Linked DNA regions of Homo sapiens: region 1 is linked to region 2. The links are chromatin loops, found by intact Hi-C in ENCODE. Cell type or tissue: ascending aorta. All regions are shown on one strand. Links, peaks and the distances in the headings refer to the core of each region. The heading gives the core; the rest is flanking DNA. Region 1 has its middle 270 kb from the start of CHAC2. Region 2 overlaps ASB3 (ankyrin repeat and SOCS box containing 3).

Region 1 (10,077 bases), core at 533-8,532, 240 kb before region 2:
CATATGACCAACACTCATTGCATTATCCTTCCCCTAAAATCTGACCCAGTAGTCTCTACCTAGGTTGCACACAGTCTAGGAGACCTACTTCTCTCTCCCTGCTCCATACACAACGCATCACGTATCTGTAAAGCTTACTTCCTAAGTGGTTTTTGAATTATTTCCTCCCCACCTCCACTGCTACCACCCTAGTCCAAGGCACCACCCACAGTCCCACAGCAGCCAGGTCTACATACCCACTCTGGCTGCCTCCGATATACTCTCCATGATGTGACCAGCATAATCTTTTCAAAGCACAAATCTGGAGATATAACCTCTTATTTAAAACTCTCCACTGGTTTTCCCACTCTTGGAACAAAAGCAAATTCAACACATCTATAAGGCTCTGTAGAGTCTAAAATCTTTTAATTCCCCAATCCCTATTGCTCCACTCCCCATTGCTCCATGGGCTCCAGTCACACCAGCTCCTTTCAGTTCCTTAAATGAACCAGACCCTCATTTGCTGCAGGTGCTATTCACTGTCCCCTGCCCTCAGCCTACTTAGTTAACTCCTGTTCATTCTTCTGCTGTTGGCCTAAAGCCCACCTTCTCAGGGAGGCTTTTCCTGCCCCTCAAGACTATGATCACATAACACCATGTACTTTCCCTAATGGCCCTTATCAAAGTTGTAATTTTACGTTTATTAGTATGATTGTTGAATAATGTCAGTCTCCCACTCCAGACTGTAGGGCAGACTGTAACTATTGTGTCATGTATTATATCTTTAGCACCTGGCACTGCCAAAAGCACAATAAATACTTGTAGAGTAAGTGAGAATAAACAAGGAGTAGCTGAGAGTACATTAATGCAAACTCTGTAATAAATAACATGCAGTCGGCTAACGAATAATATGGACACTAAAGAGGTGTACATACTATCCACTCAAGGAAACCACCAGTCATACAAACGTGCGACTCCTGTGTGTTTCTGGCCTAATTGCCGATTTCTCCTCAGTGGTGTGTTGGTGGAATGCATAGACTGGCAGCTTTGGGAGGATACTTCTCCCCAGAACTTTTTCTCTTATTATCTGATCCCAGGTCATCCACTAATCCAGTTTCTGTCCCTGAGCAGACTGCTCATCCACTAATCCAGGCTCCTCACCTTTTTGTACCAGTTCCTTATGCTTATCAAGGAGAGAAAAGACACCCTTCAGCATGGTAGGCAGGGCTCTTCACAATCTAGCAACCCCTGTTCAGCATCTCCCCTCTCCAGCCACTCCCACACCTAAGACATGGTGTTCCAGCCCACTCATCTCTAAGTCCTCCAAACGTGCCACACTTGCTCTCCTCCCAGCCTTTGCCCAGGCTGTTACTCTGCCCAGGACATTCTTCCCAATCCCCACTCTCCACCCTTCATACCTCTGCTTGGCTGTCACCTCCTTTTAACAAACTTTGCTGTTATCCAACAAGGCTTGATTGGGTGTTTCTCCCTGGTGGGTCCTCCCTGATCTTCCCTGATCATAGCATGCTTCACACTGAAGTGTCATGGCCTGTGTACTTTTAGGTCTTCCTCACTAGTCCTTGAAAGTAGGGGCTATGTCTTTTTCAGAGTTATATCCTTGAAGTGTAGCATGATGCTAGAAGCCAGTGGGTAACAAATACTTACAAACGAATAGAGAGAAACCTCGTCTTCTACTTATGCAGCAACTCAGTGTTCAGCCTGTACTATCATTCAGCAAATCTAGCTATTAATAGTTCTTGTTCTATTTACTTCCACACAGATTCAGAACCATTGCAGAGATACTGAGATGCATTTCTTCCCTAACACTCATTCTGCAAAAATGCCTACTAGAAAATAACACCTTCTGTGCATTACTGAGTACAGGGCACTGTGTAGGTTTCTCTAGGTTCCGACGGGAAGAAAATAACTTTTCCAGAATGAGTACAGTTTAAAACAATTCCCTCCCCACTAGTCCAAAGGCTTGCGCTTTATTACAGAGATTTCCAAGCATGTTACAACACCACTATCCAGGATATTCATTGGTATTATGCACAAAAAAGTGGTCCAAACTAAAATATGTTTGGGAAACATTGGGCTAAACAAACTCTGGTATTTTTACTGGAGGACTTCTCAGAGTCATTAACAAGTTAATCCACATCATGAATTTCTAAGGAGTATATGGTTCGCAGAGTTTCCCAAACATATTAAACCACAGAGCTCCACTCAACCATCGTTTTGTGGATCATATTTAGGGACTAGTCTTCCATGGAACTCACATGGGGAAATGCTGGTTTATGAATTCTTTTTCCATCTCATAATAAATATTCCCTCATCTACAGTTAGAAACTGATTGCTGCCTTACATGGTGCTATACTGTTCATCAATGTTGCATTCATTCATACATGGATCATATAAAGTGACTACCCATAGTCCCCTGGTTTGTGCAAGAATTCACACAGCTGACTAGATTCTGTTTGGACACAGCTCTGCCTTTGAGAGATCTTTTCCACAAGGCAGAATAAACAAATGCCCATGATGTAATCCACTAGACACAGTGTGCCAAAGAAATAGGCTATGTCCTGCTGCCAAAATAAACTCCAAAAGTATGGAATACATGTTTCCCATCTACCCCTTCCAGGATACAAAGGTAAACTTTTCTTTTCTGTTTTCATTCTGAACATTGAAATGGCCCAGCTGGTTCTAAAGCTTTCCTGGGACCTCCCTGACACGCACCCCTAACACACATACCTCACACACAATTTAATTGAAGTAAATCTTCTAGAAAACTCCAAGTCTCTCGCAACCATCCACTTAAAATATATAATTTCTAAAGGACAGCCAGACTATTACCCTCTAAAAAACCATTTTCACAAATCCGGTATGACTAAAATAAGGGGCAGACATGGAATCCACAGAACATGGGCTTCACAAGGGACCCCAACATGTGATCTAACAGTGACAGCAGAAGAGGAGACTGCCCCCATAAACAGGCCAAAACCCTCTGCTACCCAGACCAACTTCCCCATGACTATGCTGGTGTTCACAGTGATAAGGCCACTATACAGGACTTGCAGGACCCTGTATTCTACTGGATTTACAATAACAGTGCTATGTTTCCTGCTACACATCAGTAAGGCTTCAAAACTGAGAGCTGGGAAAAGTGAAATCCATTCTGGGTGTTAAACCCACTGAATTACCTGCTACTTACTATTCCTAACAGCATGTGAGCTGATCTAGTTGTTCAGTTGTGACCCTAGAAAATGTGTTCAATTGTATGAGCCTCAAAGCTATGTGTAGCCAAGTTTGGCCTGTTTGGCTTCGGGGAAAAGAGAGGGAGGCAGGAAGAAATCCGGCCAACATTTATTGAGTGCTTACTTTTGTCTTGATCAATGTGGGATGAGGAAGCGGTGAAAGGTGGGAAATGTAAGGACATGCGGTTCTTCCCTTGAGTCACCCGCTCTCTTAGGATGGGGATTGGCCTCTACACAAACAACGCTGACAGCAGAGGAGAGCAAAGACAGGAGGGAAGGGCAGGCAAGGCCCTGCAAAGCCAGAAAGAAAGGCAGAGACAGGACAGCAGAGGACTGTGATAACAAATGAGCCACTCAATATCAGTAAAGAAATGACCTTATCCTTGATGCTGCTCATTCAAGGCAAATTTTATATTCAGCCACTTTGTTCTAGGCAGACGCTTGCTTGCACATTCTAAGTAACAACAAACCTCCAATGCCTCTTTTGACCCTTAACTTTTAAAATTGCTGCTGTCGACACTGAGGGGCTATCAGTGAGCCATAGTATTCGTATGTCTTGTCTACAACCAGAACCAAATGGTTTCAAAAAAAATGGAGAGATTTCTCACCCCATCCCTGCCAACTGCTGGGTAACCAAACCCCTCCAACTTACTTTCATGTTATCCTCAAGAATAATGATAGATGAGGCTAAGAGAGACGTTGAAGGTAAACAAGACTCCTGTAGTCCTTTTGGTTCATTCCTTCAACAATATTCATATTAGCAGACAGAAAGATGAACAAGACATCCTCAAGGAGCTCCCAGTCTAACAGGGGAAGAGGACACACAAACAGATCATCAAAATAAGAGAGTAACAATGGCCAGCATCGAGTGCTGCCATGTGCTGGCCTACATATATAACTTGTTTTATCACCAGACTTTCATCATTCACATTTTATAAATGAGAAAACTTTGGCATAGATGGGAAACTGCTGGAATTCAAACCAAGGAAGTCTCCAGAGGCACGCTTCTACATGGCCCCCTTGCGCTCCAATCCCACACTCCCCACTTCTGCATGCACCTTCTGCCACCTCCTCCCAGCAAATCTCCCGGAACTGCATATACCTTTTTCCTTTTCTTTGCCCCTGATTGCCATAAACCCACCTAGATGGCTATAAGAGGGAACAGTGAGGTTGTGTTATGTGACTGGGTTTGGTGCTATGGGTACAACACAGCTGCTTGTCTTCTTCACTTTTTTAAAAACTCAGACCTTGGACCGTGGCCAGTGCAAACCATGCCTGACTCAGTAGAGCCAGAAATACAAGAACAAATAGAGTGAAAACCTTTAGATGTAGCTGTAAGCCATTTATCAAGAGTGAGAGGAGGAACATGTCAGTTAATAATATCAAGACCTTGAATTCACTTACGTTTTGCCCCAAAGTATTGTCGTATGCCATACACAAATATACTCACTCTGGTCTTCAAAAATAGGAGAAGGGAGCCTTGGCTTTCACTTCTGAATGAATGGATTCTAAGGCTATTTTAACGTTTACCTGGGTAAACTGACAGTCTAATTAAAACTACTATTTACTTTGGTGTACGACTTTCTACCTTCCCAAAATTCCTAACACACACTTCATTTCACACCCACAAAAATCTCATGAAGCAGATCTTACCACATTTCATAGCTAAGGAAGCTGAAGTTTCGAGATTTTTCAAGACAAAAACAAAAATTACTTAAATATGCTTTTTCTACAAAACATGATTCTATAAAACATAATTTTTCTACAAAACAGTTACCTTGATTTGCAAAACAAACTATTAGAGTTTACAGGCCAACACTGAGAGAAACCATTTTTTTGGAACTGTTTAAAAAAATGAAACAACCACACATCTTCTCAACCTAAGTAGCTTTTAAGACTGCTTAATAGCAATCACTCCAGTGGGCTTCCTAACCTCACATTTTAGCCCCGTTCACAGTGGGCTTCCTGGTGTTGAAAAGAAACACTGCATCTTAATTTCTGCATAATTGTGACCTGACATTTGACTGGTTGTACTATTTCTACTTGCAGCTGTAGACGTTTGGGTTTAAAGTGAAACAAACCACTTGATATACTGAAGAGTTTAAATTCTCCAACTGCTAAAGCTAAGAGCTTATCCACCTAGACCTGTGGCCTACCAATTCTCACAGTTGAAAACACTTGAGGAAAAACCCTCTCTTGAGGGGGAAAAAAAAAAAAAACTTCATGATTCAACTGTAAAGCTGGGTGGTCACTAAATGCACTGAGGGCTTCCATGACAGTTTCACACCTAAATAATGTAGGGTAAAGGAGGAGAGGAAAGACCTATTTAACTCGTAGCTCTTCCTCCCAGCAGAGCCACATCACATGGCAAAAGCTGCATGGACTTTGAAATCTAACATAACTCCCCTGCTTAACAACTTTTCGGCCTCCTCAACTATTAAATATTACAAGAAAAACAATACCCACCAAAGAAGTTGTTGGGGGTAACCATCTCCTAGAGCCGCCCTAACAAGGTACCACAAACTGGGTGACTTAAACAACAGATTTATTGTCTCCCAGTTCTGGAGGCTGAAAGTCTGAGATCCAGGTGTGGACAGGTTGGTTATTCCTGTGGGCTGTTCGAGGAGGCTGTGTTCCAGGTCTTTCTCTTTGGTTTGTAAATGTCCATCTTCATGTTCACATGGTGTTCTTTTTTCTGTGTGTGTGATGGAGTCTCGCTCTGTCGCCCAGGCTGGAGTGCAGTGGTGCAATCTCAGCTCACTGCAACCTACGCCTCCCACGTTCAAGTGATTCTCCTGCCTCAGCCACCAAAGTAGCTGGGACTACAGATGCGTGCCACCATGTCCAGCTAATTTTTATATTTTTGGTAGAGATGGGGTTTCACCATGTTGGCCAGGCTGGTCTTAAACTCCTGACCTCGTGATCCACCCACCTCGGCCTCTCAAAGTGCTGGGATTACAGACGTGAGCCACTGCACCCAGCCCACATGGTGTTGTTTCTGTAAGCTCATGGGTATCTAAATCTCCCCATTTTATAAGGACACCAGTCACATTGGATTAGAGTCCACCCAATGACCTCTTTTTAACTTGACTTACCTCTTAACCTCATGAAGACTATCTCCAAATAAAGTCATATTCCAAGGTACTGGGGTAAGGATGTCAACATATGAATTGGGACTGGGAAAATGGGAAACTGAGAGAAACATACTTCAACCCATGAAATCGGGAGTTTTTTTTTTATTATTATTATACTTTAAGTTTTAGGGTACATGTGCACAACGTGCAGGTTTGTTACATATGTATACATGTGCCATGTTGGTGTGCTGCACCCATTAACTTCTCATTTACATTAGGTATATCTCCTAAAGCTATCCCTCCCCCCTCCCCCGACACCACAACAGGCCCCGGTGTGTGATGTTCCCCTTCCTGTGTCCATGTGTCCTCATTGTTCAATTCCCACCTATAAGTGAGAACATGGGGTGTTTGGTTTTTTGTCCTTGCGATAGTTTGCTGAGAATGATGATTTCCAGCTTCATCCATGTCCCTACAAAGGACATGAACTCATAGAAATTGGGGGATTTTTAAAGCCCCTGACAAAATAGACATTCAAAAATTGGCACCCTTCTTTCCAGCCTGGCGTTGCCATTGCCTGCCATATGACTTTGGGTAAGGTATGTACCTCTCTCAAGCATAAGCTCCATATCTATAAAATGAGGAGGCTGGCATTATGGATTCTAAAGGCCTCTTAACTAATGCTCTCTGCTTCTTCACCCTGTTGATGCCTTTTCTTTTCCAACACCTATGTTTTGCATTTTAGAATTATCAGAACAGCCTTCTGCCAGAACAGGCTGGGTTTTTCTTCTGTCTTCCTTCCATCTTTCTATTTTTTTCTACAAGTATCTCTACCAAATAGCTCTGAAAGAATTTTTAATGATATCATAGCATAGCTATACTTTATGCACATTAAGGGAAAAGATGGACCTCATTAGCTGAGTTGATTCCCTACCTCCCCCACTTCAATTCTTGGGGTAAAAAAAAGCAGTCTTAAGGGTTTTTAGACATGCTTACGAAATCCAAAATATCCAATCCAATCCTGGGAAGCAGGCTAAAATACACTTGACCTTCCCTGGAAGTGGGGTAAGGAAGCATGTAATGTTCCACGGAAAGTAAACCACTAGAAGAAAAACACAATTTTAAGATATCAAGGAGACTTAGGGCTCCTTTGTCATCCTCATTTATTCAAAAGAGGATTTTAGAGTCCAAAGGAATGAAGTTTTTTGCCTGATTGATCAATGAATCCACACAGTCAGAAGTGATACCTAGTAATACAGTGATCTCACTTTAATTTAAAAGGGGAGAGTGTACCCTGTCTCGTGGTTGCTTTTACTGTAACAGAAACAGCATCAGACATGATCTCTAGAACTGTAATTGTGCCAATGTGATTGTGGGATTATAGGTGACATTGGGCACACTGCTACATTTTTTTACATCTCATTTTCCATATAGCCAAAGAGGTTATAATAATACTGACCTCCTCTTGGGACTATTAGAGGAATCAAAAGTATAATAAAATGTGTCAAAGAACTTTCAAAGCATAAAGCCTTTTACAAATATAAAATGCTTTCTTATTAGCTATGCACATATCTACCTTTTGCCAGTTAAATGAGGTCAGGCTGGCTCCCCACAGGCTTGCGCCCCACTTTAAATGGAAATTAAAACATACCCTGCCCATGGGTTCACACTCCAATCACCTACACCGGCTTCTTTTGAACATCATTAAGCAGACAACTTGAAATGTATCATTCTTTCTTTTGAAACCTGCTCATCACCTGACCATCCAGAATAGCACCTCAGGAACAAAAGGTTTAAAACATGAACAAAATCTTCCAAAACCCAAGGTAATTTTAACAGAAGCCAGGGAATACTTGATATATATACCCTCTCCTCTCTCTTGAAACTTAAATGACAAGTGCCCAACTACGCATGCTGAAAAGAAGACTTTGCTTTGAAATATTCCCCAGGGACTAATGTCTTCATACAAAACAAGGCCAGAACATGCCATGATTTGAAAACATTTACAGTTGGCTTTGAGGAGAGCCGGTCTTGTTGTTGAGACAGCACTGGTGTAATAGAAAAAGCAGGGGCCTGGGAGCTAATTATCTTAGTGCTAGGCCTTGGCTTTGCCATTTTCTCAGACCACTTACTTATTTTGAGCCCCCTGAAGTCATGTAATGTAGCTCTGCCGCAATATCATTGCAAGGATTAAGCTGCATACACTCAAACTCAGCAAAGGATTAAATTGCATACACCTAAACTCAGTGGACTTCAGACGTTCACTGATTTAGATTTAGAGTGGACCTGAGCAGTCTCGAGTTTTTAAAAGAACCCCAGACAATTCTTATGCAGCCAGAAAAAAAACAAACAAACAAACAAAAAAAAAACATTGCCAAGGAAGCTGGCTACGCCTCATCAGCCTCAGATGGTGAGGAATGGGAGGGAGGCAGGGAACAGAGACCAAGTCCCAGCAGCCTACCAGCGTCCCAGCTCACTGTCTCCTCAGGCTCTCTCAAGCCCCTCAATTCTAGAGAGGGCCACCTTTACAGGTACAGCTTTCTCTTCACTCTGGATAACCACTCAGAACCGTGCATATCCTGGCTCTTGTCCACTTAGAATAGACCAGCAGATGTTAAAGCTCAAGCTGCATCAAACACTTCCTTTAGCACAATAGTATTCTCCCTGCCAAGCTTTCTTATCCTCCCTCACAACCCCCAGGTTCCCAAGATATACATGAAAAAGAACCCCCATCTCCAGGCCTGACTTTGGACTATTTACCTGCATGCAAACACTTTCCCAACTCTAAGTCTTCCCACCCAGTTCTCTCTACCAGCAAGCCCTTACCATCCGTCAAAACCCTACCTGTCCTTGAAGGTCCAGATTAAATGAAGCCTTCTAAGCTTTTTCCCCCCAGTGGAAAAAGTGTTACCTCCTTTTTTCCACTTGACCTTAAGATCGAGGACTACCTTTTTTAATCTTTGTGCCTTTGGGGCAACTAGCACAGTGATATGCACATGAGAGTTGCTTAATAAAGATTTGCTCAGTTTGCAAATTATGAGACATATTAAAACAAGAAAAGTCTCATTGCAATGGGAGGCAGCTATAGAGGAAGAGAGAAAAAAGCTAAATAAGAAAAAAAGAAGGTGCCACCCCCATTCTCCCAGTTATAGTCAGCAATTACCTCAATTATCTCTAGATTATGCACAATGAGGATTCACTCATTTCAAAAATTAAAATTTCATCTCCAAATCATGTTGACCAAATTAAGACATATGAGGCATAAAAATAGCCTGTTTACAAAGTTCGTTTTTTTGTTTTGTGTACAAAGCTCATTGTCCTACTCCATGCAACCTGATATTAAGCAGGACTTTAACCATCAGATGATGTTTATGAGTGAACATATCTAAGTCAATACTGTAAGTGTGCACAATTTTAATCCATATGTTTACCTAATTCTCATGCTCACACGGATGGTTAAATACTAAGTACATCAGGACCCCAGGAAACAGCCCATGGTTGTGCTGGACCCCTACTAACTTCAATAGGGATGGCACCAGTTTCAAAAGGACAAATAGGAGACCAAGAGCCAGCAAACAAGGCATGGGGTTTATTGAGGGAAACTTACATATGGGAATGGCCCAGAGGTGGTAGGCTGGACAGGAGAACTGCCATTCTGCAGAAAACATGCAGATTATATAGCATTTTTACTTAACACCCTCCCCTAACAACCTCCACCTGGCAATTTTCATTTACCCAAAAACAAAAGGCCTCAATCCCCTGTACAGCCCACATTC
Region 2 (10,077 bases), core at 1,173-9,172:
TGTACCAGGTAATATTCCAGGTACTAGAGATACAGAAGTGAACAAGAGACAAAAATACCTGCCTCCATGGACCTTTTAATCACTTAATCAATAACTATCATGCAAATTCTACTGCCATAATTCATGTAAAGCTATTCCCTTGAAAATCATCATCAAATTCAATGGCCTTTTCTCAGCCTTGAACCTCCTATTCAGTTCCTACTGCCTCTGGCATTAAATTCCCCATATTTCTCTAACATAAACTTTTTTCTCCATGTCAACAGCACTGTTGTGGTGTTACAACTTTCTCTAACAACTCATTCTTCTTAGTTTAGTTGTTCTATCCTACTATTTCAGAAATGTGATGACTCACCAGGATTCTGTCTTCAATCTCTATTTATTTTTTTATTCCTTTACTTTATACAAGTTTTTTTTTTTTTTTTTTTGAGATGGAGTCTTGCTCTGTTGCCCAGGCTGGAGTGCAGTGGTGCGATCTTGGCTCACTACAACCTCCACCTCCCAGGTTGAAGCGAATCTCCTGCCTCAGCCTCCCTAGTAGCTAGGATTATAGACGTACACCTCCATGCCCAGATAATTTTTGTACTTTTAGTAGAGATGGTGTTTCACCATGTTAGTTAGGCTGGTCTTAAACTCCTGACCTCCAGTGACTAGCCTGCCTCGGCCTCCCAAAGTGCTGGGATTACACACATGAGCCACCACGCCCGGCCTATACATGTTCTCTATTAGTGAATTTGTTCAATTCTGAAACGTTACTGAGCAAATTCATCTCTAGGCGAATGATTGCTCCTAACTGAACTTTCCCTCATGGTCCAGAACCAAATTTCCAAATACCTGCCAAGTATTTCCATCCAGACATTCTATCAGCCCCTTAAAATCAACATGCCTAACACAGACCTGGAGGCATAAATTTAATAAAACATGCAAAACCTCTAAACTGTAAACTACAAAATACTACTGAGAAAAGCAAAGATCTAAAAAAAAAAAAAAAAGTAGAATACACCATGTTCATAGATATAAAGATTCACTATTTTAAAAATATCAATTCTCCCCAAAACAATCTAACGATTCAATGTGAGCCCAATCAAAATACCCAAAGGTGCTACAGGTATTGTCTTAATAGTTGGAAAAAAAAAAACAAAAACTGATTCATACAGATGGGAATGTAAAGGGCCAAATAAAGCCAAAAAAATCATGTAGAATAAAGCCAGAGGACTCATACAAGCAGCTATCAAAACTAATAAAGCTGGAATAATTAAGGTAGCATGGTATTGGCACAGGATAGAGAAAGAGACTAATAAAACAACTGAAACTGCAGAAACAGATACCTTCAACAAATGGTCACTTTTATGACAAAGGTGACAATGGTTTTGGGTCCACTGAATATCCATATGGGGAAAAAAATCTTCACCCCTGTCCCACACAATACCCAATTTCAGATGGATTGCGAATTAAATTCCAGATTGGATTTAGAAACAACAAACCTTCTAAAAAAAAAAAAAAAAGAAAGGAAAAATCTACAAACTGATCTTGGAATAGAAAAATAATTTTTAATCTTCATATTAAAAGCAATAAACATAAAGGTAAATAGTGATAAATTGGACCACGTTAAAATTAAGAACTCCTTAAATCAATAAAAAGATAAATTATTTTTAAAACATGAGAAAATTTGTGCAGGAACTTCACAAAGGAGGATATGCAAATAGCTAATAAAATACATGGAAAAGTACTCACCTTCTTGTCATTCCATTAGGGAAATGCAAATGAAAACCTCAGTGAGCACCCACAACACCACCCACCAGAATATTTAAAATGAAACACAGAGTAAGTATCCGGCAGGGATGTGGTAAAAGTGGAACTATCATATCCAGGTGGTGGTGACATAAATTAATAACCTTAAAATTGGAGGCCAGGTGCGGTGGCTCACGCCTGTAATCCCAGCACTTTGGGAGGCCGAGGCAGGCGGATCGCGAGGTCAGGAAATCGAGACCATCCTGGCTAACACGGTGAAACCCTGTCTCTACTAAAAATACAAAAATATTAGCCAGGCATGTTGGCGGGCGCCTGTAGTCCCAACTACTTGGGAGGCCGAGGCAGGAGAATGGTGTGAACCCAGGAGGCGGAGCTTGCAGTGAGCCGAAATCGCGCCACTACACTCCAGCCTGGGCGACAGAGTGAGATTCCATCTCAGAAAAAAAAAAAAAAAATTGAGTAGGGCACAGTGGCTCATACCTGTAACCCCAGCACTTTGGGAGACCAAGGTGAGCAGATCACCTGAGGTCAGGAATTCCTGACCAACATGTTTAAACCCAGTCTCTATTAAAATACAAAATTAGCCAGGTGTGGTGGTGCATGCCTGTAGTCCCAAGTACACTGAGGCACAAGAATCACTTCAACCCAGGAAGCGGAGGTTGCAGTGAGCCGAGATCATGCAACAGCACTCCAGCCTAGGCAACAGAGCAAGACTCTGTCTCAAAAAAGAAAAAAATATGTCTAAAAGAAGATATTGATTTCTCTTTTTAAGATTCCCTCGCCAAATTGAATAAGCTTCAGAATTATACTTTGGGATATGACAGTATAACTGGTACTAAACTAGCCATCCATCCAAAACAATCATAAGAGTGGACAAAATATATAAGGTAACTTACTCGGGTATTAATCAACAGGCAGACAACTGTGATTCCCGAGAGAAGTGAAACACAAGAGATGAGCCCATGATCACCCCAGCTCTGTACCTGGGGACATTTCCCCGTTACGGTACAGTGAGCTGAAGTCCAAGTAGAGCAACAGTAAGGTTGGGAAAGGTGTACTCCAACCAGAGGAAAGAGGCTCAAGTGCAGTAGTAAACTGAGGAGACAGAGATTAGAATTTAAGTGGTTGAAATCTGCAGGTAAGGCCCTAGAGAAGAGTGAATTGTGCAGACAGGAGGCCTCTGTGTGGAAGTTGCCCAAGGGTCCTTGGTTCAAGCGTAGGTTGCACATGTACAAGGTAAGGCAAATAAAAACTGCTTAAGGGTCAAGAATGGAACAGAAATAATTAGAAGTCAAACACTACTGAGGGGCCATGGAACTCCTAAGACTTCTGGCTAAGTCAGAGTGATGAGACCATACTATTCCAAAAGAATGGAGATCAATCCTGGGTACTTGTGAGAGGAAGGGGAAGGATGTCTCCAAGCTTTTGTGTATGTGAAATTGTCCAGGACGTTTTAAAAAAGGAAAAAAAAAAAAAAAAAAAAGACTGCCACAAATTCTGAAGGGAATTTCAAAACGAAAATTTCGAGAACACTTTGAATATCTAAAATATTCCTAATGTGCATATAGTATACCCTGAATTTTTTAAAACACATCAGAATAAAAATCAAACTGAACACTGTCCTATTTACTCAATAATACTAAAGTGTATATTAATTGAAAAATGATTTAAAACCTAAAGAAACAGGGAGAGAGAAGAGACAAGAAATAGATAAATCCACAGCAGAATAACAACACAGTAATTAGGACAGAACTAAGCTTCATATACTGTGTACCTCTTATGGTATTTATTACAGCCTATCTTGAATTCTGGTTATTATAATATCCTCAATTAAATTGTAAGCCCATGATATCAGGAACTAAGCCTGATAGTGTAGAGGCCTGATAATCACCTAATCAATGGAGGATAATGAGAAAAATTCAGTTGTGACTTTTACCATCCTATTGATAAGCAAAACTAGTTGGCTAAGCTGGTGTTTCTTTGCTCCTTCGCCTTTTTATGTGAGACCCATCTAGGACCACATGTTAGGGCAAAGGAGATAAATATTTCAAAAATAAAACAGGACTACTGTTCAGTTAAGGATGTATGAAGAACTGCACTCATTCTGTTGCTCTCTAGAACTGTTCTCCAATATAGAAGACAGAAGCTTCATTTGGCTGTTTAAATTTTAATTTTAATTAATTAAAATGGAATAAAATTAAAATTTGAGTTCTTCAATCAAACCAGACAAACTTCAAGTGTTCAAGAGCCCCATGTGGCTAGTGACCATCATAAGGGACAATGTAGATATAGGACAATTCCAAGTTCTATTGGGTAGGACTGGTCTAGAGATTAGAATTGAATTGAATTGAAATTTAACCTAGAATACTAGGTATACCTGTCTTCAAGATACCCATTTAGCATTGGAAACAGAGAGCCAGGCGATCAGCTGCAGGTCTTGGAGTAAGTGTCAAAGACAGAAAGATAAGGTGTAATTCTAGAAGCTAGAAAAGTACTGTGGGTTCCTAGAAAGAAAAAGAAAGCAGAATCATAGTATCTGGTATTAAAAAATGGTATCCAATAGGGACCAGAGACCAAGGAAAAAGATTAAGGATGAAATAAAAGACCGCATTTCAGAAGGCAGAGCTCCAAGTGTCTGGAGTACACAGAGATATGGGAGAAAGACTTTCCCCTCTTCAATCCAAACAGGTAAGACTCCAAACAGGTAGAAGAGAAAAGCCAGAACCTCTGAGGGTAGGAACACTGCTTTTCCCACAATGGATCATATAACATAGTATGGAAGAAATCTCTAATTGTAAATGCTTAAGAAAGCAAAAATGGCATGAGAACATATCCTGCAATAATTTCTAGGGAGACATTTTCTGGTTTTGAAAAAACACCTTTTTCCATTTCCTAAATTAGAGGAAAAATGAAGCAATCTGGAAAAACATATCTTAGGTAACAAAATATTTTTGAAAACAGGAAATTGAGAAACTAGAAGCAGCCTTTGACCCACACAAAACTTTTGACCAAAATCAACTCAGTTGTGGCATGCAACATATTGAGTACAGTTACAAGCAAAGCCCCATGTGAAGATTTCATGAAAGCAAGAACTCAAAACGGGACTCTCATCTGGGAGAAATATGGTAGACCTATACATACATGTAAGTACTAAATCTAACTAGAAATAGTAAATAATGATCATTGTTTAATATAGCATTCATTAAAGAAAAAGCTTTTTTAAGGGACATTTTTTAAATGTAATTATCTTAGTGAATGCTCTTTTAGAAAAATGCTTAATGTGACTATGAGTTCTAGGGAATTACCATAACAATTCTGTACAAATTACAATTATAAACACAATTTTGTACCAAATGAAAATTACAGTGAGTTTTATCTCTATTAGCTAGAAAATATACTGTTTCATTTTTTTGTTTGTTTTGTTTTGTTCTTAAGATAGGGTCTGGCTCTGTTACCCACGATGGAGGACAGTGGCACATTCACGGCTCACTGCAGCCTCAACTTCCTGGGCTCAAGCGATGCTCCCACCTCAACCTCATGAGTAGCTGGGATTACAGGCATGCACCACCCACACAGCTCATTTTCCATTTTTTGTAGAGACAAGGTCTTGCTATGTTGCCTAGGCTGGTCTTGAACTCATGGGCTCAAGTGATCCTCCCACTTCAGCCTCCCAAAATGTTGAGATTATAGGCATAAGCCACCACACCCAGCCTAGTCTTTCATTTTGAGGCTCAGATTTTGACAATAATTCTAAAAAATGACATGGTCAGTAAGTCTGTAACGAAAAGTTTAACCACAGGCTGTCCATCTCCTCCAGTTATAGCAGCAGGCTGGCTGGCTATGCAGAAATCATCTATATATTCAATTTTACATTTGAATTATATATGAATTTTTAATGGTATCTCTACTTTTTTGAGTTCTACATGTACTCTGTTCTCCATTATGCATTTCATTTTTCTATACAATTGAACAGTAAAATTATTTTTTCATTGTATAGCTAGTTTATGTAAAACTTTTTTCCCCCACCTCTTTCATGAACCAAAAAAGGAACATTTGTAAGAACATTTATCTCCTGCAGTATTTCTCTGGTCCTGTGTTCATACTGACATCTGGTGGCACTAGAAAAGAAACTCCATTATTGCTATGACAAAGGAATTTTTTTTTCCAGTGTTGTCCATTTATTCTATGTATCCTCAAGTTTATGTTTTTCCAGCACTTTACTTATACCCAAGGCAGCAGAACAATTATTAAAATCTTTAGTCTGAAATGTAGTATTTTATTGATATACAGAATTTTTTAAAAATTATACTAAAAAGTTATATTTCTGTTTTATAAATTTCTTCATGTCTGCCCAGTGGCTAACAATCTTAAAGATGCATACTGATGGGAAAAACCATGATCTTCTGGGCAAAACTCATTATGTTAGGGATATAACAAAAACGTTGTGGCGAATATCCCAATCCAATCATCCACGTTATCACTGACATTTCTCATGGTTTCTAACAGACAGGGAGAAGTCTAATGGCCAATTAGACATCAGAGACCATATCCAGAAAAATACATCCTTCAATCAAATGAAAGTATTAAAAGACAAAAAGCTAAAATTCCACTATCCTATTATATATTGTTTATTTTTCCGTATGTCTCCCCAGCAGCAGAGTCAAGAAACATTTGATTTAGATAACACATCCCTAAACTTACACCTTCTTCTAGGGCTATAACACTGTAATTCTACTACTTTCAGAAATTATTCAACTTTTTGAAGCATTCATACAGCAGTATTCTCCTTACTAGATCCACCTTGTAAGAATGACCCATACTAAGGCTTAGAGAAACAAAATATTCTGGGAGTTCCCTATCAAAGAAAAAGTGTATGGACAGACTATCCTTAATCCCAAAGAGTCCTATTTATGTAGGAGCAACATTTCCATTTTAGCCATACTAACCAATGATAATCACATATCATTAGTTGGCCAATGGCATTAGTAATCATGAAGAATGAAGAGACAATTGCATTAACCATGTAACAATCCAGTTTGATAGCCACAAAGGCATGGCATGCTGTACAGCAGGGCTACTCAACATTGTCACAAACTGGCTGTCAATGTGCAAATTGTTATCAGTCCTCAACAAGGTAAGAAGTTTTGAACAGAATATAAACAACTATGTCTCTAAGCACACTTTATTTTAGCTGACATTTTCCTTGAGACAGGACTTCCTTGATGAAGAAACCAATATATTGATTTATATAATGGTTCAAGCTTCTTATATAAATCGACTGACATTTTGAGTGGCACTGCTCTACGGTACCTAACTAGAACAGAGATTGTATTGTATGGACTGGGGTTGAGGGAGATTTTATCTAGGTCTATTCACTGCTACCATATACTAGAATTCAAATTATTACAAAAATACTGAAATCGAGAATTTCTGTTTTACTTTAAAAATGAATATGGACTTCCAATTTTAATATTGTAGCACAATATAGGCATTTCCCTTTACTTTTCTTAGAAATCATCCAAAAGCAATTAATCCAACATCAGCAAGAAAAATAAAATAAAAACACACTCTCCATTTTTAGTAAAACTATAATTCTAGTTTTAGATTTTTGAACTCCAGATCAAAATTTGTAAAAGGGGCTCCAAAAGAATGACGATCAATCCTGGGTACTTGTGGGAGAAAGAGGACAGATGTGTCAGCTGCACATCTAAGAAAAAGCTAGCAAAGAACACTTCTCAAAGGTCAGGGGCTCCCTCTGAGGAACAAAACTAAGTACCAGGAAAAAATGCACAGGCTAGCAGCAGGAACTTCTCTGGACCAGTTGAAATCCGAAAATCAGAGGGACTGGATCCAAAAAAAGAATCACACAAAGTGGTCTATCTCTGCTACCACAAATGGGAAACTGTATTGCAAAAATCCCACAGCTGCCAACCCCCAATGGCTAGTGAAAGATACTAGCTAAATGAATTCATGTCCAAAAATCCTGAGTCTAAAGGAAAACTCCATAATATGGAATGTGCCTCTACCTCCTTCCTATTATAAACCTCCTGAAAGCAGCTAATTGAGCAAAAACTCACATATTCCCAAGATGAATTATCACAAAGGTACCAGCACAAATCCATACAAAGATACAAGAATAAAGGAAGAAAAGTTATAGAAAAACAATAGACCAACAACAAAAGAAAGCAAAAACCTCTCATCTGAAAAATATTACCACAAACCAAAGGAAAATTGTAGCTAAATCTACAACTGTAAATTTTAAAAAAGAAGTTAAGGAAGCAATTGTCTCTGTGAAAACAGCACCAACACTGAAATACAAGTGCTCAGTAAAAAAATGGCTGACAGGAAATGATATAATTTAAACTGAATTCAGAAAATACCTGGGAAAAGCAAAAACAATCATAAAAAATCCAATTGAAATTGAAAGAAACACTAGACAGAATAGACATTTCTGAAGAGGAACATAGAGGCTTAAAAAAAAAACAGGAAAAGTAAAACAAAAACACAGAGAAAGAAAAATAGAGAAAAAACAATAGACATTGAAAACAGATAAGATACCAACATGTAAACACGCTGGCCCAAGAACACCACCATAATAACAGAACAGACAAATATTTAAAGATATAATTCCAGAAAGATTAACTAAAATTTAAAATATCCAAGTCTACATATTGAAAGGACACACACTGTGTCAGAGAAAACTGATAAGGAATGGACAAGCAAAAGTATTGTCACAAAAAGAGAAGAAAATTAGGCTAGCTTCAGACTTCAACTCTAGAACAGAATGGATCATCATTTTTAAAGTTCTCAAGGAAAGGGATGTAATTCAAGGATTTTGTACCTGATCAAACTGCTGTTCAAGTTTGAATCATTATTCAATTTAAGTGATTCAATTTTTTTACCTTTTTTTTTTTTTTTTTTGCAGAGATGGGGTGGTCTCACTCTGTTGCCCAGGCTGGTCTCGAACTCCTGGCCTCAAGTGATCCTCTCACCTCAGCTTCCCAAAGTGCTGGGAATACACGCGTGAGCAACAGCGCCCAGCCAAATTATTCAATTTTGAACATGTAAAAACTCAGGGAATAGTACTGCCATAGGTCCTGTTAAAGGACTGTGTTAAAGGAATTATTTAGCTAACCAAACAAGGCTGGAAAAAACATGCCAAAATAACTGGTGATAAACTTCTAAGCTATTTAACCGTGGAACTAAGAATAAAGTTAAATGATGCATTTAAGATGCCAGAACAAAATGCAAAATGTTATTCCCACTAACAATGCAAATATAACTGACAAAAGTTGGAAAAGCGGGGGGAGAAAGAGAGTTATGTAAGAACAATATAAGGATACTGATTTCCTCATCTTTAAAAGCTGGAGGTTTAAATCTATTAATCAAATGTGACTAATAAAATAACACATTATATAAATACATTTAATTATATGAAGGTAAAACCAGAAAGATAATAAGTATCCTAGTTTCATAATTGCTTACATTAAAGAATTAAAAGCCAGGTGCAGTGCCTCACTCCTGTAATCCCAGTTCTTCGGGAGGCCGAGGCAGGCGGATCACTTCAGGTCAGGATTTTGAGACCAGCCTGGCCAACATGGTGAAACCTCATCGCCACTAAATGTACAAAAATTAGCCTGGCATGGTGGCAGGCACCTGTAAGCTCAGCTACTCGGGAGGCTAAGGCACAAGAATCCCTTGAACCCTGGAGGTGGAAGTTGCAGTAGGCAGAGATCGCACCACTGCACTCCAGCCTGGGTGACAGAGTGAGACTCTGTCTCAAAAAAAAAAAAAAAAGTAATTAAAAGACATTGTGTTAAAACATAGAAAGGTGGCTGGGCGCAGTGGCTCACGCCTGTAATCCCAGCACTTTGGGAAGCCGAGGCAGGTGGACTGCGAGGTCAGGAGATCTAGACCATCCTGGCTAACACGGTGAAACCTCATCTCTACTAAAAATACAAAAAAAAAAAAAATTAGCCAGGCGTGGTCACAGGCGCCTGTAATCCCAGCTACTTGAGAGGCTGAGGCAGGAGAATGGCATGAACCCGGGACGCAGAGCTTGCAGTGAGCCGAGATAGTGCCACTGCACTCCAGCCTGGGCAGACAGAGCGAGACTCTGTCTCAAAAAAATAAATAAAAAAATTAAAAAAAATAAAACATAGGTGTAATATAAAGTTGTATCAAGAACCATAAAACTAAAAAAACAAACAAAAGTAAAACCAGAACATGAAATTAACACTTTTTAAATGTAACTTTTAGTAAACTCCATACTTTCAATCTAAGAAAACTCAAACCCGTATTTTAAAGAACATGTCCTCAAGTAAAAAT

Evidence for each region. Peaks named below come from ENCODE experiments on the same cell type or tissue, not always from the same donor. Only the 100,000 strongest peaks of a DNase experiment are listed, where the experiment ranks them.
Region 1: it touches region 2 in a loop (3-fold over the local background); 2 of 110 quality-filtered maps call a loop at or near these places.

What each region holds. Positions count from the first base shown.
Region 1 is chr2:53,495,901-53,505,977 of GRCh38, forward strand. No RefSeq gene overlaps it. Among named protein-coding and RNA genes, the nearest start is that of CHAC2, 270 kb to the right of the region's middle. In ascending aorta, for the core only: no CTCF peak of the experiment used is centred there; a DNase peak (open chromatin) is centred at 4,479; H3K27ac peaks cover 3,915 bases.
Region 2 is chr2:53,734,513-53,744,589 of GRCh38, forward strand. The region is part of intron 3 of ASB3 (ankyrin repeat and SOCS box containing 3); the gene reads right to left. All of the region lies in intron 3 of GPR75-ASB3 (GPR75-ASB3 readthrough), which reads right to left. Among named protein-coding and RNA genes, the nearest start is that of CHAC2, 28 kb to the right of the region's middle. In ascending aorta, for the core only: a CTCF peak has its summit at 5,863 (motif pointing left); no DNase peak of the experiment used is centred there; H3K27ac peaks cover 1,795 bases.